Regions from separate parts of the Mus musculus genome. Here regions 1, 2, 3, 4 and 5 are each linked to region 6. Evidence: chromatin loops called from intact Hi-C (ENCODE). Cell type or tissue: heart. All regions are shown on one strand. Region 1 overlaps Cyth1 (cytohesin 1). Region 2 overlaps Cyth1 (cytohesin 1). Region 3 overlaps Usp36 (ubiquitin specific peptidase 36). Region 4 has its middle 5.4 kb from the start of Socs3. Region 5 holds the start of Socs3 (suppressor of cytokine signaling 3). Region 6 overlaps Dnah17 (dynein, axonemal, heavy chain 17).

Region 1 (4,000 bases), 120 kb after region 6:
ATATTTAAGGTGTACAACATAATGTTCTGGAAGACATGCAGGGCAAATTAGCACACCTGTCATGTCTGTACTTACTCTTGTGTTCCATGGCAGGAACACCGGCTTTACTCTTCCTCCATGGCCCCCAGCACAGCACACTGCTTAGCTGACGGGTCCAGACACATAAACATATTTAATCCTTTACTCCCACCCACCAGTAATGGGTAAGGTGAGAACATACAAAGATGGCTGACTTGCCATGACACTGGATGACATGACTATTTCTATGATATTCTGTGCTTCACTACCATGCTTACTCTCCAACTCTAGAGCACTTCCTGCCTGGTTCAGATGTTATAGCTTAGCTTTTCCACATGTCTACCCACCAAGTAAAATTACACATATATTTTTGATGAAACCACTACTTAGCATTTAAAAATGAATAAATGAGTTGGAGAGATGGCTCAGCCATTAAGGGCTAAGCTCACAACCAAAAATAAAAATAAATAAATATTGCCTATGGAATATGCTACAAATGAAATTAGCACAGTGGCACTAAGGGTCACTTTTTCCTGTCTTATGTCTGTCACTGATTAATTGTCAAATTCTACCACAGCATAAAACAGTACCAACAGGGTCAAGTGTACCAAGCACTGTGTTCAAAGGTGCCTTCCAGAGAAGAAGACTCCAGGACAGAGGAGGAGATATTGCTGAGACCCTAAAGCCTGCTCCTGTCCCCTTGACAAGCCTCTCTGGCACCTGGACACCCATGGGGTTCTCATGGCTGGCCAGAACAAGCGTGCATGAGGTAGAATTATAACACTTTTATTATCAAAATGAAGAGTCAACATTAACAAGTTGTCAAAACAAACACAGCCTAATGCATGCCTTTGACAATGTTATATGTTGCCTGTCCCGTCCCCCCACCCCCCCTTCTTCAGGTTCTTACTTGTCTAGGCTGGCTTTGAACTTGCAACCGAGGAAGTTCAATTCCTAAGTGTTAGGATTACAAGGGTGTGTCACCATGATATCTCTTGTCTTATTTTATTTTTTCTAAGAAGGGAAACTGACATTTGCAGGAAAAATGAAGACACAGAAAAGGTATAATGTTGTAAAACCAACAAAGATTGATCTTATTCCTTTGTTAAGAAAATCTAGTATCAGTGCCATCAAGTGTCCCAGAGTGAGCACGGTATGGCTCAGGTTCCCTGCCACAATGCTCTCAGAGAAGACCCACTGTCCTCCTGGAGTGCAGTGGTGTCTTAGCATTGAGAAGTCTCACAGCTAAAGCGACTCTCTGGAGGCAATGACATAAGGCCCAGTCGACCTCAGCCCAGAGCTGTTAGAATGTACATCTTGCATCTTCATTGACATGTTACTGATGCCAGGGAGACACTTTCCTCCACGGCAGAGAACACACAGTATGATCCACAGGGAGGAATGATAAAGCTAATGCTGAATCAATCTTCACAGCACACTTCAATGTGGCTACTGTAGCACCTTTAAATATCTTTTGAGTGAAGAGAACAAAAAATTTACTTTAATTAATTAACGAAAAAGTTTAAAAAATAAACTTAAAAAAAAAAAAAAACCCGCTTGTATCCGGAGACTGGTCTATGCTGCCCTCTGCTGGCTAAATGAATACACTGTTGCTCGCCATGGCTGTTAAGTTACCTTTGAAAGTGTGTTTGGTGCAACCCTAATGTAGGAAATACATTTTGTGATTATGTGGCAACTTTCAGCTTCACTCTCCCTTAGGGTTTTTCTTCCCTCTTGATGCTTTGAGACTGGAACTCACTTTGTAGTCTTGGATTGTCTCACATTCATTATGTAGACCTCTGCCTTCCAATGCTGGCACAGGCTTACACCACTATGCCAGCATCCCTCTGTCCAGCAAGCCTTCCCTTGCCCAGGGTAACTACAGTCAAGTGTGTACTGAATGCTCCGCTCAGATTTGGCCAACACTGCGGAACCTTTATGAGCCATTCTGTCTGGCACTTTGTCCCCAAGTGTTAAGTATGGGGTTTACTGAAGGACACAGGGTGGCAGCTGGAACAGATGACCACAAAGCAGCTAAGAACGGAGTTCTGAGGCTGAAGAACTCCAAGCTCAGAGGAAGAATAAAAAAAAATTCCCCCGTGGGAATAGTGGAGAAATTGGAGAAGGAAAGAAAAATGCCTTTTGAGAAAACCAAGAACTTGGTGGCATCGTCTGGCATTTACTTTAGAGGTGACCTAGAAATAACAAATGCTACACAGAAGTCACCATCTCAAAAGATATAACCTTTGGGGTGAGGAAGCCCCATCTGAGATGGAGGACAGTTTCAGACAGAGCTGCGCAGCACAGGAGTCCCCTCAAGAGCCAGCACGCCTGGCTCCTACTCCCACTCTCCTCGTTACTCCACTCTTTGAAAACAACTGTGTGCCCAGTCACACCAAAGCTCATTCTCTTCCCAGGCAAGGAACCTACTCCAGAGAGTGGACTACAAGAAGCAGGGATGGAGAAAAGGCAAACAGGAGTCCTATCAGGAAACTGATCCATCACACTGCCGGATGGTCTGGCAAGATCTGTTAGCTAAGAGACCAGAGCCTTCAGTCTTGAGAATCCACCCAGTGAAATTTAAATACATGGATGAGTTCGCAAAGTAATAGAGAGATATTTCTGCAGGACTACTTGATCTCTCTGAGCTATTTGACTGAGGCAGAATAGGCATTCTCTAGTCATCTCATCCTCACCATCATCATCTCTAATTCAAGATGAAGTATGCTTAGGGGTGAAGGAGGTGACAGCCATCTGCCCTGGCCCTTCTTTGAGCACCCTCCCACCTTGCTCTCCTCTGCACCTCACCCCTCCCACATACTCCCCCTGTACCTCACCCCTCCCACCATGCTCTCTCTTGTACCTCATCCCATGGTACCACATAGGAACAGTTTGCCTAAACTCTGAAACTCCTAAATGGCAGCTCCTTGCTACCAAAGCTTCACAGGCTAGCAGTGGTGGCCTTTAATTCCAGTACTCGGGCAAAGACGGGTGGATCTCTGTGAGTTTGAGGTCAGCCTGGTCTACAAAGCAAGCCCAGGACAGCCAGGGCTACACAGAGAAACCCTGTCTCAAAACAAAACAAAAAAAAACAAAAACAAAAACAAAAAACCCACAAAACAACAACAGCAGCAGCAACAATAAAACAAACCTTCATGGACAACAAGAAGTTTTCTGAGATGTGAAATGCCAGTCCAAAACAGACAAAAAACCAAAAAACCAACCTGCTATTAAATAAAGCAGACATTGCATAAGCAGCCTGAGTTGTCTTATAAACAATACTCACTGACAGCATGCCTTCCTGCTCTTCCTTCCTCCTGGTTGAAACTGCATAGGAATGTGTGATGACTGTACTTCTGTGGAAGCAGGGCAAGCACAGTGGATAAAACACAGAAGTAACAATCTGGGGCCCACTCACAGCCCAACAGGAAACCTCCATCCAGCCTTGACAATGGTCTCCAGGCCATTTTCTCTGAGTTCACCAAACACCCACATGGCTGCCCTGTGGGGAGGGTGGTATGCAGCAGACTAACAGCACGTTCTATGAGGTGTCATGGCACGAGGCTGTACCTCAGGCTCTAACCAAGGGTGCGTTCCACAGAGACTGTGTTTGAACAGAGAGCATTCTCCACCATCCGTCTGCTGCCAGGACCCGTGGGAATTGTGAGGTATTCAGAGCTGAGTTCCAGTTAACGGAAACAGCTCTTTAGTGTTCTCTGAACATTTCTGAATGGGCAGAAGAGGCGATGAGGTTTCCATGAACCATCTTATGTGACTACTGCCAGGAACTGTGAATGCAATGAGCTTACTCAGATGGTACACCTTCCATGTAAATGCCTTCTGCTCAAACCTCAGAATACCTCACCTATTTCATTTCTAAAAATGTAAATATTGTTCTTTGTCATCCTTTGTTAAGACAGGCTGTCTGTAATGCAGATGAGCCTCACCTCCCTACGTAACTGAGGATGACTTTGAACTCCTG
Region 2 (4,000 bases), 71 kb after region 6:
AACTGTGAGTGAGTGGCTTTAGCCTCCAGCTGCCTTCTTAGCCATCTGGACCTGCCAACTGTGTCATTTGCAGAGTGGTGGACTAAGCTGAGTAAGCTGTGGGTTACAGGCTCTCTTCTCACGAGGCTCCTGTCAGGCTGACCACTGAGTCTGCCTGAGATCCTTGCAGCCCTCTCTGGGGCATCGGCCACTCACAATGGCCACTACGAGGGAAGACGATGCATTACCCACAGTTCCCCTAATCCTTCTATGCACATGTAATGCCCCACCCTTAACAGTGCTAAGGGGATCCCCTGGTCCAGAGACTTGCAGTATTCCTCCCAGGCTGCAGCAGGGAGGACAGCCACTGGGCTTCCTCAATAATTCCTGGCCTACTTCCCCATTCCTTTCTTTCCTCTCCACTCTCCTTTCCAAGCCACACGGTGCCAAACCTCTTAAGAATTCTGATGCCGAAGTGGGCTGAGTCAAGTCATCCTAATGCAGACCCCCGTGAAGCCATAGCTTCTTCACTCTCTAGACTCAGGGGCAGGAGGTACACGAGCCGTGCTCTGGATATGCAGCTAGGGCTAACGCCATCTTCTGCCCAGGAGTGAGGACCAGCTATGAAGGCCCTTGTGACCAGCCCAGGGAGACCCCTGGGCCTCTGCTGATCTCCCCTGGGGTTCCGCAGGCTGGTAGTGGCTGAAGTAAGCCAAGACACTCACTATGCACATTGCACAGAAGGTGCAGTGCACGAGAACTGTGCTTCCCAACAACTGAATTCAAGTCCGAAGTATGAAATGGTCCCTGCACAGGCCTCACATTCGCATTCTGTGTCTCTATGTGGACGTCCAGAGGCTCAAAGAGCAGCTCAGTTGGAGGAGCTGGGTCCTGTCCCCAGCACCAAAAAATTAAATAAGCAAAGAATTCTCTCCTAAGTTCAGGAACAGAGCCTGGTGCACCTCACCACTCATCTATGCCCCTAATCATCTGTACCCTCCACAAGGACAGAAATAGTCAGCACTGATGCCTCTGGCCTGTATGATTTCTTAAAGCAAATGCCACTATCTTTGCAAAAATATGACCTGCTCATTTTAAAGGGCTTAAAATAATGCAGAAAGGAATCAAGGAAAAGTTTAAAACCACTGCAAATCAGGTCACAAATGATGATCACCCGGCAAGAGCTAAGAGTGCTAATGTGGTGTGGACAGACAGGGTCAGCTCTGTGAGGATGGGCTATTTCATGTAGTATTTTCATAAAAGATGTCCTACTAAGAAAAAAAGTTGAAGCTGGCCATAATGGCACACGCCATTAATCCCAGCACTCGGGAGGCAGAGGCAAATGGATCTATGAGTTAGAGGCCAACCTGGTTTACAGAGTAGGTTTCAGGACAGCCAGGGCTACAGAAAAACCCTGTCCCAAAACAAACAAACAAATAGAAATAAATACATACATACATACATACATACATACATAAATACATAAAGGTACAAAGAAAAACAGAAAAAGAGAAAAGTGAGGCAGAAGATGAAAAAAATGTGGAACCTCAAGGTAAATGTCTCTTACCATAAAAGCCCATTTTAAAGCAGCCTTATTAAAAAATGTCTAGGGCTGGTGAGATGGCTCAGCAGTTAAGAGCACTGACTACCCTTCCGAAGGTCCTGAGTTCAAATCCCCAGTAACCACATGGTGGCTCACAACTACCTGTAATGAGACCCGATGCCCTTTTCTGGAGTGTCTGAAGTCAGCTACAGTGTACTCACATATAATAAATAAATAAATCTAAAAAAGAGTCTAGTGTTCAGTCATTTTGTTTGGAAAAGTATCACGTGGTTCAGCTTTAACAGTTTGAAAGATGCAGTATTCTTCCTACTGCTTGATCCCTGTTGTCCCGGACTTCTTGACACTTTCCAAGTTCCTAATGCTCCCAGCCTGTCCTACAGCCACAGGGCCCAGCTACTTAGTCCTGGAGTGAGTCCATTCCTGGTCTTGGCACGGCTCACTGTCCACCCTGTATCTCCAGACTGCTTGCATACTTGGGGTGTTTTAGCATGAGCTCTACAGCCAGTGTGCCTGAGTTCCGGCTCTGTCTGAGTATCTCATGAGTCTTGTTTAAAAGCATGTCAGCACTGGTCCTGCTTTTTGGTGTGGCTGGCAGCAGCCTCAGCACAAGCCCACATTTTGGTCATCTTGTTTACGGTTGCATAGCTCAGCGCCCGATGCCTGGCCAGGTCTCCCGTCTGTACACTTCAGCACTGGTCCTCTGTCAGCACACTTGGCTTGCTAAGCTCGGCACTTCTGTTCCAGATTGAAGGGAAAGAAGTCAGCATCCCCCACCCCCACCCTCTACATCCGGGGAGCAACCCCCTCAATACATCAAAACTTTTGACTTTGCAGGTATCAACTGCTGTGGCACTAAAATCGTCTCCTGTCCCCAGCATCTGTTAGCTCTTCTGTGCAGGCAGTGAGGGCATCATAAGTTAATGTGTCCCACTCCTTAAAGTCTACGCAGTCTTGCTAAAGAATGAGCAACAACCCCACAACCCTACAGTGATTCAGAAAGACACAGCTTTGTCTCTTATGAGCTGAAGTCCTGTTCTGTCTTCTAGGTCACGCTGGTCATTATTTAAGTGACTCTACACTATCTTCCTGGAGTCTCTGTGGCCCAGGTGTTTGACATTCTAGACTTTGCACAGTGCCCGAGGAGAACTGGGGGCTGGCTCTACCTGCTGGCTCACAGATGCCAGTGAATGGATTACCCTCCGGCCTGGCCTCCCACCGCTCACTTCCTCACACCCTTTCCACCCACAGCAGACTTAACTCCTCTTACAACTCTGCTTCACTCATACCAGCCTGCGTCTTCCTTCAGGCCAAGGGCGGAGTAGGCTGACCTCATGCGCAGGCTGCAGGAGAGCCATTCTGTAACTGGCTGCAATGTCTTTCCCACTGCAGAGAGCTAGGTGGCAAACCCAGCTGCTATGCCCCTTCCTGTCTGGCTGTACTCATCACCCCCGCCACCCCCACCCCCACCACAGGTTCACTAGGGTTATTCTGTCAGTGTTTCTTAGCCCTTGCTAGGAAAACTCTTCTTGCTGCCTAGACTATAAATAAGGAGGGTTTGGGAGGGTGGGTGGCATGTCTAGAGGGAAACCTACTGAGCCTTTGTCCACAGTACCCTGGGAAGGAAACGGGGGGCACCTTCTGACGATTTTGATGTGTCAGAGAATCCTTAGGGTTGGAGAAGATTAAATGCGGAGGAGCAACACCAGCTGCAGCACTTAGGTGGCACAAGTGGGGTCCTGGGGAGAAGGAAGGGCCTCGAAACAGTTTGCTGTCATGTCCTCAGCACATCATCAGCATGAATGACAGAATTAACCTCTAACTCTAGGAGGCTAGCCTGGAGTTCACTATGTAGCCCAGGCTGCCCTCACACTTACGGCAATCATCTTATTGATTGTTCCACCTTTACCATGGAGGAGGCTTCCTTCAGCTCTAGCTCCTCAGTGGGATCAATGACTTTTACTCAGTGAAGATTCAGCCAAGTTAGCTTTCCTGACCCAGTTGGAGACCAAAGTCCAACATGCATACAAGAAGAACCACCACTGTGCTTGCAGGTGCCCAGGAAGATGTCAGAACACCAGGGTGCCATGTCACCAGTGTGGAGGCATGGCCCGAGACCAACAACCTGTGGCTTTGAGTGATCTTCCATAGGAAGCCTGGAGGCATTTTACTGTGTACTTTTTATTCCTACAGCTACAAAGGGCGCCTGCAAGTGACAGGCTCCTGCCGGAAGATCTTATCCTAGTGAACTTCCATGGTATTAGGAAGTGTCACCCCCAGCCCTCTGATTTCCTCACATGAGCCGCTCCCTCCGTTTCGTCTTGCTCCTCTTCCTCTGTTGCATCTCTCACACTGAGACTGTGTGTTCTGAATCAAACCCTTCAGCATTTCTGAGACCACAGAAAATCTGAGTTCACCAAATCACAACAATTATCCCCTTCACTAGGTTTTTGGCAACTG
Region 3 (4,000 bases), 170 kb after region 6:
AAAGGTGTCCGTGAGTGAAGAGGGAAAATAAAATGGAAAATAAAATAAAATGAGCCCAAAAAGATGAAGGGACAGAAGAAAAAAAAAGGGGTGGGGGTGGGGTTGGTGGAGAGAGGGGACAGCAGAAGAAGAACCAGAGTGTTGTTGGTTAGAAATAAAAAGGAAAAGGACAGGACATTTCAACAAGCATCCCGCCGCAAGCCCACACACTGCTCACGCCCCACAAGCTAGGGGTGGGCGGCTCCTCCTCAGCCTCCCTACCTCCCCACCCCCACCCCCAGCCCGGGCAGCTGTCCGTCTCTGAGTGCCCTGTGGCGGCTCAGCTAGGAGACTCCATCATAGAAAACTGGTTAGTCCTCTCAGACATGACTACCAACAATCTGAGGTACTGAATAACTGGGATCCCCTCAAAGCAATCTTCCCCTTAAACAGTCCTTTCTCAGCTTGCAAACCGCAGGGAATACCAGCAGGCACTCTGGTGCCAGGGTCTGAAGTCCTCTGTGATTCCCTATCCTATCCTCACATCTCCAGCCCCAGGGCGCTTTCAGAGAGGAGACCCCCACACACCCACCTTCTTGGCTGACAGGGCCAGTTTTTTGGCTGGTGGAGGAGACATGAGGCTTGTGGGCTCGGTTGTGGTGCTGCTCAGGGCCGGGGACTTCAACTTCACCATCTTGGCATCTACTCCATTCAACAGCGCTTTGGGATGGCCAGCGGTGGGACAGTTTGTTCCCTGAGAATCACAGGCATGCGCAGCTCTGCTCTCTGCGGTCTGCGGGGCCTTGGCAGGGTCACTGCTGGCAGAGTGCTCGGGGCTGGAGCTGCTTGAATCCCCCTTCTCCAGGTCCACACCACTGCCTTCGCCCTTCAGCCTGTGCCCGTTAGTAATGGCTCTGGCCAGGAGCTTCGGGGAGGTAGAGAAGATGGTGTCTCTGCTTGCCCAGGAGCCGGGCCGCTGGCTCCGGGACTCGCCGGTCCCAGGAGAGCCCTGAGAAGTGGTTGGAGATGTGGTGAGAGACTGCAGTGGGGCTGACTTCTTCACCTTCTTTCCGGGCTCATCCAGAATGGTGGGCATATGAGTGGGCGTGGGCGTGAGTCTTGGGGACGGGGACCCGGCAGGTGTCTTGGCAGGAGCACATCCGTTCTGTAACTTCAGGCCAGGAAGGGAGCCATTTCTGGACACAGGTACGCCAACCTCCTCAGGGGCTGGGAGCTTTCTCATCATTACAGAGTCTTGTCGCTAAAAGGAGCAAGGCAGGAACCCATCAGAGCTCAGAGGAGCACTGTCCAGGGAACATGGCTCCCCCCCCCACCCCCAGGGCAACTTCTGGGAACAAATTGGCTTCTGGCTAATGGTAAAGACTTTTGGTGCTTCAAGACTTGTATAAGGGGCTGGAAGGATGGCTCAGCGGTTAAGAGCACTGACTGCTCTTCCAGAGGTCCTGAGTTCAATTCCCAGCAACCACATGTTGGCTCACAACCATCTGTAATGAGATCTGATACCCTCTTCTGGTGTGTCTGAAGACAGCTGCAGTGTACGCATATACATAAACAAATAAATCTTAAAAAAAAAAAAGACTTGTATAAAAAACAGGCTGCAGTTTATGACTGCCCGGGAGAAAGAGAAGCCCCATCATGCAAACTGCCCTTCACTAGGTCACACACGAGATACCCAGTGTCGTCACCCTGCCACAGCTAAACCCTCCACACAGGAAGGAGGTAGACGCCTTTAAAGCCTTCAGTGTCTCACTGGCAGCTACACAACTTTTGATTGTTTACAGAAGCTTGCATTATTATTCCCCATGCCTTAATTAAAAACAATCAACTAAACAAACAACAAAATGTAAACTTTTTTCTAAGCTTATATATCTGCCAAAAAAAAAAAAAAAGTAAATCAAATGATATAGAAGTCAAAGGAGCAAGTTTTGGAGGCTGGAGAGATGGCTTAGTGGTTAAGAGAACTATGGCTGTTCTTCCTGAGGACTGGAGTTCAATTCCAAGCAAACATGAGTGGCTCACAACCATCTGTAACCCCAGTACCAAAGAACGCAGCACCCTCTTCTGGCCTCTGTGGGCACTGCATGTACATGGTATAGAGACATATATTCGGGTATACACCCATATACATAAAATAAAAATAAATCTTTAAAAACCAAGGCCACATGCAAAGAATCCACTGTCTGTAAACCTTCCGTGATGGCTGCCTCAGTTACCTCAGTCCTTATGGCTCACACAATGACTCACACACAGTCAGTACTTTACATTTTTGTTGTTATTGTTGTTGATGATCAATTTAAAATAAAAAAGATGGCAGTCTTTTCCTAGCAGCTATGTTAACAATTCCGGAAAGTGTATTCCTGGGCTGTGGATGACCTCGTGAACTCCAACTCATGCGGGCAAACTGGACTTCCTCTTTCCTGGCAATGCCCGTGTATTTCCAGACACTGCTATGGTAGAGTCCTGTGTCCAGGCACTCATCAAGTCCTACCCTACCCGGCAATCACCCAGTGTGTTCTGCTTGCTACAAACACGAGCTTCCTTGTATTTGCTAGAGTTCTTCTAGAGAGTGGGGGAGTGGAGGGAGGGGAACACCAAGTTGAAACCTAGAGCCTCACAGGCTAAGCATACACTGACCACTAAACTACCGCTCCCAGTCCCCTTCTGCAAACATTTTTAAAAATTTTACTGTGTAGCCCTGGTTGTCCTGGAACTCACTTTATAGACCAGGTTGGTCTCAAAACTCATAGAGATCTGTATCCCTCTGCCTCCTGAGTCCTGGGATTAAAGGTATAAAAAAAATATATATATATCTATATATCTATATCTATATCTATATATATATATATATCACTGTCCAGTGATTTTTACAAAAGTTTACTTTAGCTAATCGCCACTTTTCCTACCAATTGGAAAGTGTATGAAGTCTTATTTCATACTTTTAATGACTTCTACTTTCTTCTGAGTTTTGGAATGGCTAACTTTTTTTTTAAAGATTTATTTTATATATGTGAATACATTATCGCTGTCTTCAGACACACCAGAAGAGAGCATAAGATTCCATTATAGATGGCTGTGAACCACCATGTGGTTGCTAGGGATTGAACTCAGGACCTCTGGAAGAACAGTCAGTGCTCTTAACCACTGAGCCATCTCTCCAGCTTACTTTTACAGACTGTTTCCTGACAGGAACACATCTCTCGTTCTGCAAAATCTAGTCATCTATTGAAGATCACATATACCAGGGACTCAAAGTGAAGTGACACTGGGCAGGTGTGACAGCTCACATCTGTAACCAGTACTCAGCAAGCTGAGGCAAAGGCTCACTTCCAGTTCAAACCCACCCAGTCTGGGCTACACAGTGCCTACTCTCTTCCAAGTGGGCAGTATAGGAAGCTGTGTGCTGAACAAAGCCTGCCAGTGAAGCAGTCCTGCCCTCTTGCTGTGGCTTTTCCATGGCCTCTGGGTGCGCAGGTCTGCCTCCTTCCATCAAGGGCACCTCTGCAAGTGAGGCTGTCAGCTTCCCAAAGAGCTGCAATGACTTCCAACTTTGGGTTAAATCACCTGGGTTAAAACCAAAAGTCCAAGCCAGGCACGTCTTTAATGCCAGCACTAAGGAGGCAGAGGCAGGGGGGATCTCCGAGTTCGAGACTAGCCTGGTTTACAGAGTGAATTTCAGGACAGCCAGGGCTACACAGAGAAACCTTGTCTTGAAAAACAAACAAACAAAAATCCAGAAGTCCATAGACGACTAAGCTTTATTGCTATGTATGTGTGTGGGTATATGTTTGCGTGTATATAAACATACATGTTTCTATTCTGAATTATTTGCAAAATGCAGACATCATAGAGGCCTTTTTACCCACAGGTGTGTCTATATCTAGCACCAAAGAACTGCAAAGAAACAAAAGGTCAGGACAGCAGCTTGAGGAGAAGGCACAGTGGGATGTTTTCCCGATAGCCTGTGTTCAGAAGCTGACAAACCTGCCCAGCTCTGTGCTCT
Region 4 (4,000 bases), 140 kb before region 6:
GACAGATAGACTTTTTACAATCTGGTTATTTATAGGGCCAATGAAACAATGAAATGGCTCTGCTAGTGAAGATGTCGCTGCCAAGCCTGACATCCTGAATTCTATCCGAACCCACATGATTGGAGGAGGAAACAGACTTCTGCAAGTTGTTCTCTGACCTCTACAGGGTCACAGAGGCACACATCGCATATGTCCTACAAATGACAGCAGTTACGGCTGGCCCACACTTTCTGAAGCCAGATCCCTGGCTTCGTTTTGGAAAAGCCTGGGGTCTCGGTTTCTCTCTGCAAGCTGCTGTGCAGGCTGCAGCAATTGCTTAAGTCTGTACTGCAATCCAGAGAGCGCAGGAGTGGGAAGTCCAGAGTTCTCCCTGCTTCTGGGAACAGCCCCCCATCCCCCTCCCGGCTCAGCTTCCACAGGCCATCCTCATGAGAGTGGGTCAGGCTCACCCAAGGATTTCACAAACGCCTGGCCTGTTCCCAGCATAGCACAGCTGGGAGGGCTCAGGGCTGAGGAGGGCGGACCATCCTCCTCCACAGCCCCTGCTGTCCTTGGGCTCAGGGCCTCTGGGTCTGGAGCCTGGGGACAGAAAAGGGTGTGCGTGTCCAGGCTTGCCACAGCTGTGGTGTACTACAGGCCTCTCTTCCCTCTGCACTACACTTCCCAGCTTGGGCTTAGTCAAGGTGCTAGGAGGAAATTCCCTTTCCAGGAAGAGCGGAAGCAACAGGCTTGCCTTCCCCAAAGTGAGCAGCAGGTGGGTCACCCAGGAGGGCCTGGGATTCTCAGACTGCAGGTCTTGTATCTGATTCACTGAGCTATGTGGTTGGAGTCCAGGAATCCAGCAGTTTTGTCTACATGCCTGGTGACCAATCATGATTCCCTGCCTTCAGGACACCTGGGAGGCACTGGGAGGCTAGGCAGACTGAAAGGGGTTTTAGATAGTCTGTCTACTTGCTTCCATGATCCTGGAGGGATTGTCCTTGAATTCAGCGCGTTATTTTCTCTACAACACGTGTTCTGACTGAAGAGGGTTCAGTCCCTTTGTCAGGCTTTGGGAGTTAACCCAGTGGTTTTCCATGGCCGAGTTGTGGCTATGTGGCTATATGTATCTAACACTTGATTTGATAACAGAAATAGCAGTCATTATGTAATTTATGCGCTTACTAGTTTATTGATGGCTTTCTCCCACTCAAACTTAACTCCTGGGAAGCACTGGGGAGCCAAACTCCAGCAGGCCTCATCTTGCTGAACTCTAAATCCCCCGGACCTAGAACATTCCCTGAAACACAGGATGTGTTGGACAGATATTTGCTGAGTGGACTATTGGCTGAATGGCAAAGGGAGGGAGCAAGCAGCTCCCTCAAAGGAGCTGGGGGCGGGGGTAGGGGGCAGGCTTTGCTCCACTAGCCTAGTGAGTGTTCTCAGCTCCTGCAGGGCCAGAAAACACGACCCATCCTTTGCCGGGAGGGAAGTCGGAGCTTTCTGTGTCGTCTCCGGGAGGGGGTCAGTGACCCTTGTGACCAATGACGGACTCTCTCCCGCCCCCACCCAGGGAGGTGCGCCTGGCCGCCTCCCGGCCGAGTTTCCTGGCACTGGGCTGAGAATAAACAGCGCTCTGCGTCTGTAATCCCGTTGCCGTGGCGACGGCGCTCCGCGGGAGTGGGCGTGTCGGAGGCGTGTCTTTGTGGAGTGGGCGTGTTGGGAGCGGGGTCTGAAGGGACCGCCCTCCCTGCGCTCAGCGCGGACATTCTTCGCATAGCTGCTCCGGGGCTCCTGCGGTGGCCGGGAAGTGACTCTTCCTGGCAGAGGGCGGCAAGAAGCGCAGGGACCGAAACATGAGGAGGACGGGCGGGGTGCAGAAAAGGGCTCTGCCCACCTGGGTCTCAGTGGGCACCTCACGTCCCCGTGCAGGTTGCCCCTTATCACTACCCAGCCACCGTTTCTGGTGGTCAAGCCCTCCACTTCGTTGCCCTGACTGCCTTGCGGTGCCCCCTCCCTGACTCATATCCTTATTCTGCACGCCAGGACACTTCGCGAGGGCTTATTTTTCACCGCCAGCTCCCCATCCGTGGCCTCCCTTCCTATTCCAAAAGCAGGCCTTGAATTTACCATTTCTGGCTCAAGTCTTCAGGAGGCCAGCCCAAAGCGCACCAGCAGGGAAAATGGGGGCCTCTTGGGTGGATTCTTGCAGTCCTAGAGGCAGGGTAATAGAATTCAGAGGTAGAGGGCAGCCTCCTCCTTTCAGTTGCTCAAATTACACGGACTTGCCCTCCTCCCTGTAATCTCTTTATGGAGCATTTTGGAGTCAGGAGCACCTCTCCTGGTAACCAGGACCAGGTTCCCCATTAGGGGGAGAGTTTTACCCTGAAAAGACTGAGTCACAGACCAGCAGTGTAACAGGGATGGAAGGAAAGGGGACAAAAAGAAACACTGGCCAGGTAAAGATGGAGAGAGTTTCTCACTGTGGCCACTAGTTCACTGTGAGGCTAAGTTTAGCTCTACTCTTCTGGATGTTAACCGCTTTCCTGGTGTGTGCCTGCCCCTAGGCTGTGATCTGATCTGAAGTCACAGAAGGCTGGGGACAACCTGGGATGGAGACACAGAAGGCTGGGGTAGGCTAGGAGCTGCAGGCAGAGAAAATAAACCCTTTTCTTCTTAGTTCTGAGTCTCATCTTTCCAAACTAAACTGAGCCTCCAGGAGGCAGGCAAGAGAGAGAGGACCTGTGTCTAGGACAAGTGGCTAAACAGACACTTTCTGGGTCAAGGACAGGGGCCAACTGCATGGCTAGGTTCTCTAGTTCTGTGGAGGCTGCACTTTCTACAAAAGTGGCCTTCTGGAGCAAGTGGCAGGTGGATGCCATTGGGTAGGCTTCAGGGGCAGGAAGATTTCCTGAGACACTTGGGACTCTGGGAGAGATGGGAAACCTGCCTTAGTCTGCAGTTCTGCTTTCAGAGTTGGCAGTCCATCTAGTGTGGGTCTGACCTGCTGTCTGGTCTCATGCCTGTTCATTCCCCTCCCTCTGCACCCCTCCCCCCACCCCTGCCACCCCGAGGTCCAGGAAATGGGGAAAGCAAACGGCTTGTGTATTCTTCCACTGGCCTTTTAAAATACACTTGACTCTTGCAGCAGCTGTTTATCAGGTGCTGAGGGCCTAAAGGAGGCTCTGGCACCTTTCAGGCACTTGAGTATCAGACAGAGAGGCTGTCCCCCAGCTGAGGATCACACTCATCTCAGAGCTCCTCCTGTCTGTACAGAAGGAAAGAGAGAGCATGGATACTTACCACTCAGCCCACGTGTGTGAAGAAATGGAGGGAGGCGCTTGCCTCGTTAGGAGACAATGTGAGGAATCAAATGCCCCCAAGCACCAACCCTTTGTTTGTCCCCACATTCCTGGTGCTATGTCCTCTGCAGGTTGCTTAACTTCCCTGAACCCTCGTTGTTGCGTCTGCCCCAAACTCAATAAATATTTACAGATCAACCTCTCTAGGCACCAGAAATGACGAATCCAAGTCATGCTGAGTCCTGCTCACGCAGGAACACAGCTGTGTCTCGTGGGGATGCCTAAGAGGCTCAACCTCTTCCGTGCCCAGATGTAGGATGAATAGATGGCTGTTTTCCCAGGTGGAGCCTGGCTGGTGGTCCATGGCCCAGGTCAAAATGAGTGTATGGGGGAGTGTGGCCAGAAAGCCATTACCACCTGTCCCAGGGCCCCACTTGCTTTCCAGCCCTGTGTGGCGATCACCCCTCCCCCTTCATGCCATGACGTCTGTGATGCTTTGCTGACATCACCAGCCACTCTCAGGACCCCGAGTCTAGACTTTCTCGGAACACCTCCCTGCCAAGCAGCCCAGCCAGAGTGTGCGCTAATAGCTTGGAGCCTCTAACAGCTTCTGACCACAGCTCAGCCTGCTCCCTGCAAGCCCTTTGAAGCCAGCATTTCCTTCGCAAACTTGCTTTGCATATTCTGGTCAGAACTGAATCAGACGGCAGGAATTACCC
Region 5 (4,000 bases), 130 kb before region 6:
CCAGGCAGCTGGGTCACTTTCTCATAGGAGTCCAGGTGGCCGTTGACAGTCTTCCGACAAAGATGCTGGAGGGTGGCCACGTTGGAGGAGAGAGGTCGGCTCAGTACCAGCGGAATCTTCTCGCCCCCAGAATAGATGTAGTAAGCTCTCTTGGGGGTACTCCCGGGGAGTGCCTGGGCAGGTGGCTGCTCCGGAACTTCGGACGAGGGTTCCGTGGGTGGCAAAGAAAAGGAGGGGGTCCCTGGAGGCGGCATGTAGTGGTGCACCAGCTTGAGTACACAGTCGAAGCGGGGAACTGGCTGCGTGCTTCGGGGGTCACTCTGCAGCGAAAAGCTGCCCCCCTCACACTGGATGCGTAGGTTCTTGGTCCCCGACTGGGTCTTGACGCTCAACGTGAAGAAGTGGCGCTGGTCCGAGCTGTCGCGGATAAGAAAGGTGCCCGCGGGCTCGGCGCTGAGCAGCAGGTTCGCCTCGCCGCCGGTCACGGCGCTCCAGTAGAATCCGCTCTCCTGCAGCTTGCGCACGGCGTTCACCACCAGCTGGTACTCGCTTTTGGAGCTGAAGGTCTTGAGGCGCAGGCTGGTGTCCAGGGGGCGGCTCATCCCGGCGGCGGGAAACTTGCTGTGGGTGACCATGGCGCACGGAGCCAGCGTGGATCTGCGCGGCGGTGGCTGCAGCTGCTTCGCGGCCTCCGCACAGCGGCCGCTACCGCATCCCGGGGAGCTGCAGAGAGCAAAGCGTGAGGCGCGTGAGTGCCCGGAACCCTCCAGCGTGCCCGGCCCTCCAGCCTCCGCCTAGCGCCCGGGGCACCCCTTTGCCCCGCTTTAGACCGTGTCTCAGGCCCAGCCACCTCGCGGAACTCGACTGTCCTCGGTCACTGCCGGCCAACCCCAGACAGTCTCTTCCCCTGCCCGCCCTAGGAGGACGCCCAGAGAAAACTCGCGCGTGGAAGTTGGGTCTCCAGGAGCGCGGCCAGGATGGGGAGAGACACAAGAGCCCTAGGGACGCTCAGGGCGCCTCTCAGTCCGGTGTCCTCAGTGGCGAGGGCGAAAAAAGGGGGGTGCCAAACCCGAGATATGTGAGAGAGGGGACAGGAGAAACCCGAGGGCCCCAGTCTGAGTATGACGGGAATCAGGGATCTTCGGTTCTCATCCGCTCTGCCCCCTACCTCGTCCCCTCCCTACCGGGAATGACCCGGGAAGGGGAGGAGAAACCGGGAAAAGCTCCCGAGCTGGACCGAGGCCCCCACCCTTCCCCACACCGCGCCCCTCCTTCCTACCTAGTCCCGAAGCGAAATCTCCGGCCTTGGGGCTGCGCCTCCTATGGTCCCCGAGGCGAGGCGGCGGCCAGCAGTGGCTCGCGCTGCGCCCAGATGTTGGCAGCCGTGAAGTCTACAAAGGGGCTCCCCGTGCGTGCGCCCCCTCTGGCTTCGCTGCTCCCCGGGCCGATGAGGCGCACTCCTGGGCGAATCAGGCAAAGGACCTGGGCGAGGGACCTCGACGGAGAGCTGGGCCGGGAAGGGGGCGTCCGGGAGCCCGGAGAGACAGCGGTCGTAAGAGCAGGCGAGTGTAGAGTCAGAGTTAGAGCCGCCTCGGAGGCCGCGCGCGCGGGTATTTACCCGGCCAGTACGCCCCGCCCCCCGATTCCTGGAACTGCCCGGCCGGTCTTCTTGTAATGTTTAGTCACTACTCTGCACTGAAAGGCTGTGCGCGGAGGGCGAGGGAGGGGCCGCGGAGGGCGGGCTTGGAGCTGGGGCCTCCAGGACCCGCCGAGACTCACCGAGAGGGAGACAAAGCGCGGCGCGAGGCTGCCCGACCGGCGGGCGCGGCGCCAGCCTTGGCCGAGCGTTCCTGGCAGCGGCCCCTCCCCCGCGCGCTCCGCCCCCAACTTCTCATTCACACTTTCCCCCCCCTCCCTTCTAAGAAGGCTGGTTTCTGGCAGAGGCGGGGGCGTCGCGATGGGAGCGCGCGGGCAGTTCTAGGAGGCCAGCCGGGAGAGGCTCCCTCCTGGCACCCCTTCCCTTTCTTTTGATCCCCGCGGGGACGCTCCCCTCCCTCTGCACCCAGGCCACTCCGAGGTCCTCATGTACAGTTCCAAGCATCCCGTGCCAACCAAAAGGGACGTAGGACCATTCAGCCACCAGCCCACTGGGGACCTAGGAAGTGGAGGAGGGGGATGCGCGACATTTACCTGTAGACAGGTCCAAAAGATGAAGCTGTGAGATCCAGAAGTGGAGGAGACACTGACTTAGAAGCAGCTACCTGGCCTCAGCTCATCCGCCCATTGCCTGGTTCTTCGGTGACAGACGTGGGTGCTGATGTCCTTTGGGGAGTGGGGTGGGAGGAGCAGCTAACTACTACCTTATCACTCATCTGGGCCTCCCAACCTGCGTGGCGAACTGTGGGTCCGCCCAGGTACTCTCGGCGCGGTGGGGGAGCTAGAGGAAAGAAACCCTCATCCCATGCTCGTCCCCCGAGTCCACCAGAGGGCGCGCTGGAGTCTTGTAGGCGAGCCGAGTTTTGCTGTTTCCCAGGCTCTGTATAGAGAGAATAAGAGGTTGTGGGGCTCCTTATTCAAGAACAGGAGTGGGGAACCCAGAGAGAGAAGCCTCACTTCCCAGGACAGGGTCAAACCTGAGAAGGAATGTCGACTAGGAGGACTGTCCACAGAGCGTTGTAACGGGTTCAGCCACTGCCTGAAAGTCGCTGAGGTGTCAGAATGGACCCTCTCTTGCCTCTACGTTTTAAGGTGTCTGAACTTTCCCGATGGTGGGGTGGAGAGGGAGTATTGATAAGAGCAGGTGATTGAGGTGAAAGGTTGTTTACTCCTGGTCACGTGAGTATCTATAAAGGCCTAGTGTCGAGTTTTGCAACAGGCAGCAGGAAGTGGCAGCCACCTGAGAACCAGCTAAGTGACACACAGTGTCTGCTCTCAGTGGGCTTTCTGACCTGCCCTCTTGGATACCACAGGCTTCTTGTAACACCAGTAGGAGGGCAAACTGACTACACAGAGTAGCTTGGGCTAGGAGGGAGGGCTGCCTGCTTCCCTTCTGGCCCACTGTGTCCAATCTGCTCCACTGATGCTGAGGAACTAAGAGAGACCAGGGCAGGTGCACTGCCTCTCTGGACTCAGTCTTGTTATCTGTTAAATAGGGATGGGTGCCCATCTGTCCCCCGCCCCTGGCAATTCCAGTAGTCAAGAGGCTTAGGGGCCTTATTTAAAATATCTCACACTGGTCTGATGAGCAGATGCTCACAGATGGAGATCCCACAGGTGAGGCCCAGTCCTTGCCTTCGAGTCACTCTCAGGCTCCCCAAATGGATTCTCCCTTTCTCTGTGAACAAGCCCTCCTTGATCTCATTCAGGGAGTGTTCCCCAGCCACTGCCTTGACCGTATGCTTCTGAGCCGAGGGCAGTGGAGGACAGGGAGGACTCTTAGGAAATAGCCCTGGAGTTAATGGATGGGAAAGTGCTTTGTAAATTACAATGCTCTGCCACGAGTCAAGTTCATTCATCCATTCCACAAACCCTGACTTCGTGCCTGGCTCTGTCAGGCCTCGGGTGCAGCGCTGGGGCGGCAGAGCTGCGGGGCAAAACCCACAGTGGGGAAGAGGCTGTGGGCCATGAGCAAGGACTAGTCATGATTGTGACCCAGTGAGACACTGTGATAGCTTCTTAAGTAAGAGAGGGAAGTCAGGGGCTGGATTGCTGGCTCAGCAGTTAAGAACACCTGCTGCACTTCTGGAAGACGGGGGGGGGGGGGGGGGGTGTTGGTGCCAGGACCTATGTAGGATGGGTCACAACTGTTGTAACCCCAGTCCTAAGCCACCCCAGGCCTCCAAGGGAATCTGTACTCATGTGCACCCCCCATACACACACACACACACACACATATACAGAATTAAAATAAATCTTGGTCCCTGTGATGGTAGCACACACCTTTAGTATTCCAGAAGCAAAGCAAGCAGATCTTTGTGAGTTCAAGGGCAGCCTATACCCT
Region 6 (4,000 bases):
GGCTCTCACCAGCCTCAGCGGTGACCACTTGGGCCCTCTTCTCCGGGAAGATTCTGTCTCTGGCCTCCATACCCCTGGGGATCTGGAGTCTCGTAAGTGTCTAGCCTGCAGCGACCTGCCACAGTACTCCAGCACAGCACTGTTGGAACCCACCTGCAGCTTCAAGTAGATCTCCTCCGGCATCTCCTCCCCATAGCTCTTGAGCAGTTCGATGGTTTGCTTCAGGGGCTCAAACATGCTATCGGTGGCCACCTGCCTCTCCTTGACTTTCATCAGGTGCCCCATGACCTCTACCAGCCCGTCGTAGTCTCCCTCCTTAAGTGGCTTCTTCAGGGCTGTTCGGGTGATGTTCATGAAGCTTTCCAGATCAGCGAGGCTGCAGGACAGGGGGACTCAGGTGAGGGGCTCATCCTCCTCGGCCACCACCTCAATGTCCCCTTAGCAGGGACACTCGACTGCCATGCAAGGCACCACCTGGAGAGGGGCAGCCACTGCCCCCCCATGTGGTCCCCCTCGGCCTAGATGTCACAAAAGTATTAGCGTAGCCCAGGCTGATCCTTGAGCGCTATCTTAAAGCCACAGCTGAGAGCAGCCAGCCGCCCAGATGGGCTCAGTTAGAGAGAATGCTTATGCTGCTGTCGGTGACCTTCCTGTGCAATGACTGGGCTGTCCCAGCCTTCCTGCCAGGCTCAAGGCTTCAACACAGAGCCTGACAGGTACTTCACTCTTCTACCTGCCCTGCACTGGTCACAGCAAGGAACCACATGCACCACCTCCTGTGACAGTGGTGCTCCCCCATGTGGCATGGTGTGGTAAGGCATGCTGTTCCTCCTGTGACAGTGGTGCTCCCCCGTGTGGCATGGTGTGGTAAGGCATGCTGTTCCTCCTGGCCTCACCAGGAGCAAATAAATGTAAAGCCTATATCACAATCAGGCCACCCAACTTTCAGATCAGGCCACTGAGCCACTTACTAAGTCCGTGGTGCCTCTCCCAGGCTGTCGGGGGGGGGGGGGTCCGGGGAAGTCTCAGATTTGCAGCAGCGGGCCATGGCCTCACCTGTTGATGACGTGGTTGTTCAGGTATCGCTTGAACAGAAAACTCCAGCGCTTGATGGTGTTGAGCAAGGTCTGCTTGAAGGGGCGGCAGTCACACTGCAGCCAGCCATGGAAGACCTTGGTGTTCTCACAGCTGGACACCTCCTCATACAGCTTCTCATACGAGTCAATCTGCCCAACACAGCCGTGGATTCCATCAGCCATGGCTGTGTGTCCCCCACTAGCCATCGCCGCTTCCTGTCTGGCTGTGAAGGGCAGCCAGGTGGCCCAGGGTGCAGCTTAAGAGAGGCTGAGACCACTGCTACCTGTTTGCCCTGTCCCAACACCTCAGAGCTCCTTCTGCCCCACCTCTAGGAGGGGACAGATAGACAGAAGAGGATGGGATTGGGTGACTACAGTAAGGCTTCTGGAGCAGGAGGGGACTCCCAAAGGGCACCCCTTAACTCATGGGAGCACCTGCAGACTTTGAGCCATCCCATCTTTCTTCTCACTGGTGTGGGGGAGGAGAGGGCTTTCTCATTGTGCCCAAGACCAACCTCAGGACTGGATTGCTTCACTTTCTAGATTCCCAATTCTGACACCTGAGCTCTTGCTGACCCTGAAGGCCGATTCTTAGACTGCAGACCTCACCTGGAGCTGGCCTGAGTGTAGTGCTCCCAGCCACCTCTTATCTGGCTCTTAGGGACTCTTATTCTCAGGGATCAGTCCTCTGTCCTACTTGCCACAGGATGGGACACCAGCCAGCTCAGCATAGTGCCCTCACCTGACCTAACTGAAGTCATTCACACTACAAGCCTGGTAGATCCTGCTGAGGCCTCTTCTCTCTCCCTGGCTGCCTCTCTGGTACAGTGGTGCTCCCCCCCATGTGGCGTGGTGTAGTAAGGCATGCTATTCCTCCTGTGACAGTGGTGCTCCCCCGTGTGGCATAGTGCGGTAAGGCATGCTCTCTCTCCTGGCCTCACCAGGAGCAAATTTAAAACCTACATAGCAATCAGGCCACCCAACTTTCAAATCAGGCCTGTGGGGGGTGGGGAGGGGGTCGTCTACCCGAGGATGTGGGAGGTGACACAGGAGGACAACAGGACCATACACACCTGCTGCTGGAACTGAGCCAGGGTAGGTGGTGTCTTGGGGATGGTGTCGTCCGTCTTGGTGTCCAGCTCCTCAGGGGTGGGCGCGTGCCCGAAGATGAGGAAGTTCTTCATAAATTCTTGAAGGTCATCCACCCAAAGGTAGGAGTACCTCTCAAAGGAGTCCTGGTACTCCTCAGCCACCTTCATGGCTCCAATGACCAGGCTGGACACTTCCTCCCGCATCTCTATGAGGTCTGTGATATCCTCTAGGTCAGACTGCCGGGGTGGGAGTGGGGACAAAGATTGGGTCATTTGCCTTCATGAGAGACAGATTTTCCCCCAGACCTGGAAGAGCATCCTTCTGTGGGTGCTGCTGAGAGTCCTGAATGGAAGCAGGGGGTGTCTGTCAGTGTGCAGCGCCCCTACCCCACCCCTGAAAGAAGATTTGCTAAGGGTGGCTCTGAGCTGTCTGATCCCAGGGTGACGTGGGTGTCAGTTCATCCATTCTGTATTTGCACAGACCTTGGTTGTGTGCAATGTGCTGGTATGGACAAAGGGGACACAGAGCGAGCGACTCACATGGACTGTTGGGGGAGGGGGTATGTATGGACATTTTTAAAATAACAAACCCAGAAAACTACCCTCTAGTTAAATCTCTGCATGCATGCTATCTATGGTATGTACAAATCGATTGAATGTACACCTGGTCACTTCCGAGGCCTTTAAAATTCCTCAGTATATTCTGTTCAGATCTGCCGTTCAAACTCACTTCCAGACGCCCTCCTGCTCCTGGCTGGCAATGCCACAGGAGGCAACATTCTGTTACAGGGCATTTTTACATGTTTCCCCGTTGCTGGTGACTTATGCCTTTATTTTGATCCTGATGCCTTTCCCCCTTCATTAGCTCTCATTGTACACATTTAATCTTCTAATAAAAACGAGGGAGAGGGGAGCAGCCACGGAGTCCAGGCATTGATTTGACGGAGGTGGCTAAGGAGCACGGATTCGGATGGGTCAGTCCGTCAGGGAGAGGGTGACTTTGGCTGAGCCCTTGGCTGTCCTGTTGAGCTTGGTGGCACTCTAAGAGGGGCAGACTCCTTCATGCTAGCAAGAGTTTTTATTTTGTTTTGCTTTATTAAATTTTTGTTTTTGTTGTTAACTATTCTTTCTTTAGTTTTTTAAAGATTTATTTATTTTATGTATGTGAGCACACTGTAGCTGTACAGATGGTTCTGAGCCTTCATGTGGTGGTTGGGAATTGAATTTTTAGGACCCCCCGTTCACTCTGGTCAACCCCGCTCGCCCCAGTTGGCCCTGCTCGCTCAGCCCCTGCTTACTCTGGCCCAATAATTTAATTATTTATTATTATACATAAGTACACTGTCACTGTCTTCAGACACACCAGAAGAGGGCGTCAGATCTCATTACAGATGGTTGTGAGCCACCATGTGGTTGCTGGGATTTGAACTCAGGACCTTCAGAAGAGCAGTCAGTGCTCTTACCCGCTGAGCCATCTCACCAGCCTGCTTTATTACATTTTTTAAAAATTATTTTTCATTTATGTGTGGGTTTGGGTGTGGTGTGTCTCTCTGTCCCACCACAGAACCCAAACCCACACTACAGGAAGGCTCCTGGCAAGGCTGAGATTTCACTTGCCCCTGTGTCCTTCTCAGAGCCCCTGTATGCTCATGTGCAGTGTATCTTGGTTCCAAGGTTGACATGCCACCTGCTCCTCTATGCCAAGGCTCAGGCATCTCTGCACACCACAGACTCGTGGGTACAGAACAGATGGGAGTGGCTCTGCCCAGGTTTGCTCCATCTTGTAAAGAATGGAATCCATCTTTTGGAGGAGACCTGCCCTTTTTAATAGAT

The links. Hi-C counts contacts between places; a loop is a spot of excess contacts. Peaks named below come from ENCODE experiments on the same cell type or tissue, not always from the same donor. Only the 100,000 strongest peaks of a DNase experiment are listed, where the experiment ranks them.
Region 1: it touches region 6 in a loop (7-fold over the local background); 25 of 42 quality-filtered maps call a loop at or near these places.
Region 2: a loop joins it to region 6, with 2.1 times the contacts of the local background. A loop is called at or near these places in 2 of 42 quality-filtered maps.
Region 3: a loop joins it to region 6, with 2.3 times the contacts of the local background. A loop is called at or near these places in 5 of 42 quality-filtered maps.
Region 4: it touches region 6 in a loop (2.2-fold over the local background); 3 of 42 quality-filtered maps call a loop at or near these places.
Region 5: it touches region 6 in a loop (2.2-fold over the local background); 3 of 42 quality-filtered maps call a loop at or near these places.

What each region holds. Positions count from the first base shown.
Region 1 is chr11:118,219,159-118,223,158 of GRCm38, forward strand. All of the region lies in intron 1 of Cyth1 (cytohesin 1), which reads right to left. Among named protein-coding and RNA genes, the nearest start is that of Cyth1, 27 kb to the right of the region's middle. In heart, a CTCF peak has its summit at 1,618 (motif pointing left); DNase peaks (open chromatin) are centred at 1,933 and 3,393; H3K27ac peaks cover 430 bases.
Region 2 is chr11:118,172,931-118,176,930 of GRCm38, forward strand. The region is part of intron 11 of Cyth1 (cytohesin 1); the gene reads right to left. Among named protein-coding and RNA genes, the nearest start is that of Gm38514, 37 kb to the left of the region's middle. In heart, no CTCF peak of the experiment used is centred here; a DNase peak (open chromatin) is centred at 1,981; H3K27ac peaks cover 233 bases.
Region 3 is chr11:118,267,973-118,271,972 of GRCm38, forward strand. It overlaps Usp36 (ubiquitin specific peptidase 36), which reads right to left. Exons shown (of 21, transcript NM_001033528.1): 14 at 572-1,240. Among named protein-coding and RNA genes, the nearest start is that of Usp36, 20 kb to the right of the region's middle. In heart, a CTCF peak has its summit at 2,068 (motif pointing left); no DNase peak of the experiment used is centred here.
Region 4 is chr11:117,961,920-117,965,919 of GRCm38, forward strand. No RefSeq gene overlaps it. Among named protein-coding and RNA genes, the nearest start is that of Socs3, 5.4 kb to the right of the region's middle. In heart, CTCF peaks have their summits at 1,549, 1,748 and 2,459; DNase peaks (open chromatin) are centred at 482, 1,662, 2,662 and 3,692; H3K4me3 peaks cover 2,987 bases; H3K27ac peaks cover 3,980 bases.
Region 5 is chr11:117,967,596-117,971,595 of GRCm38, forward strand. It overlaps Socs3 (suppressor of cytokine signaling 3), which reads right to left and starts at 1,771. Exons shown (of 2, transcript NM_007707.3): 1 at 1,280-1,771; 2 at 1-723. The coding sequence starts at 635. In heart, CTCF peaks have their summits at 1,456 and 2,472 (motif pointing right); DNase peaks (open chromatin) are centred at 306, 1,706, 2,426 and 3,106; H3K4me3 peaks cover 2,755 bases; H3K27ac peaks cover 3,074 bases; H3K27me3 peaks cover 1,031 bases.
Region 6 is chr11:118,102,267-118,106,266 of GRCm38, forward strand. It overlaps Dnah17 (dynein, axonemal, heavy chain 17), which reads right to left. Exons shown (of 81, transcript NM_001167746.1): 19 at 2,150-2,404; 20 at 1,057-1,226; 21 at 154-376. Among named protein-coding and RNA genes, the nearest start is that of Dnah17, 25 kb to the right of the region's middle. In heart, CTCF peaks have their summits at 813, 1,012, 1,957 and 2,158; DNase peaks (open chromatin) are centred at 795, 1,305 and 1,945; H3K27ac peaks cover 709 bases; H3K27me3 peaks cover 73 bases.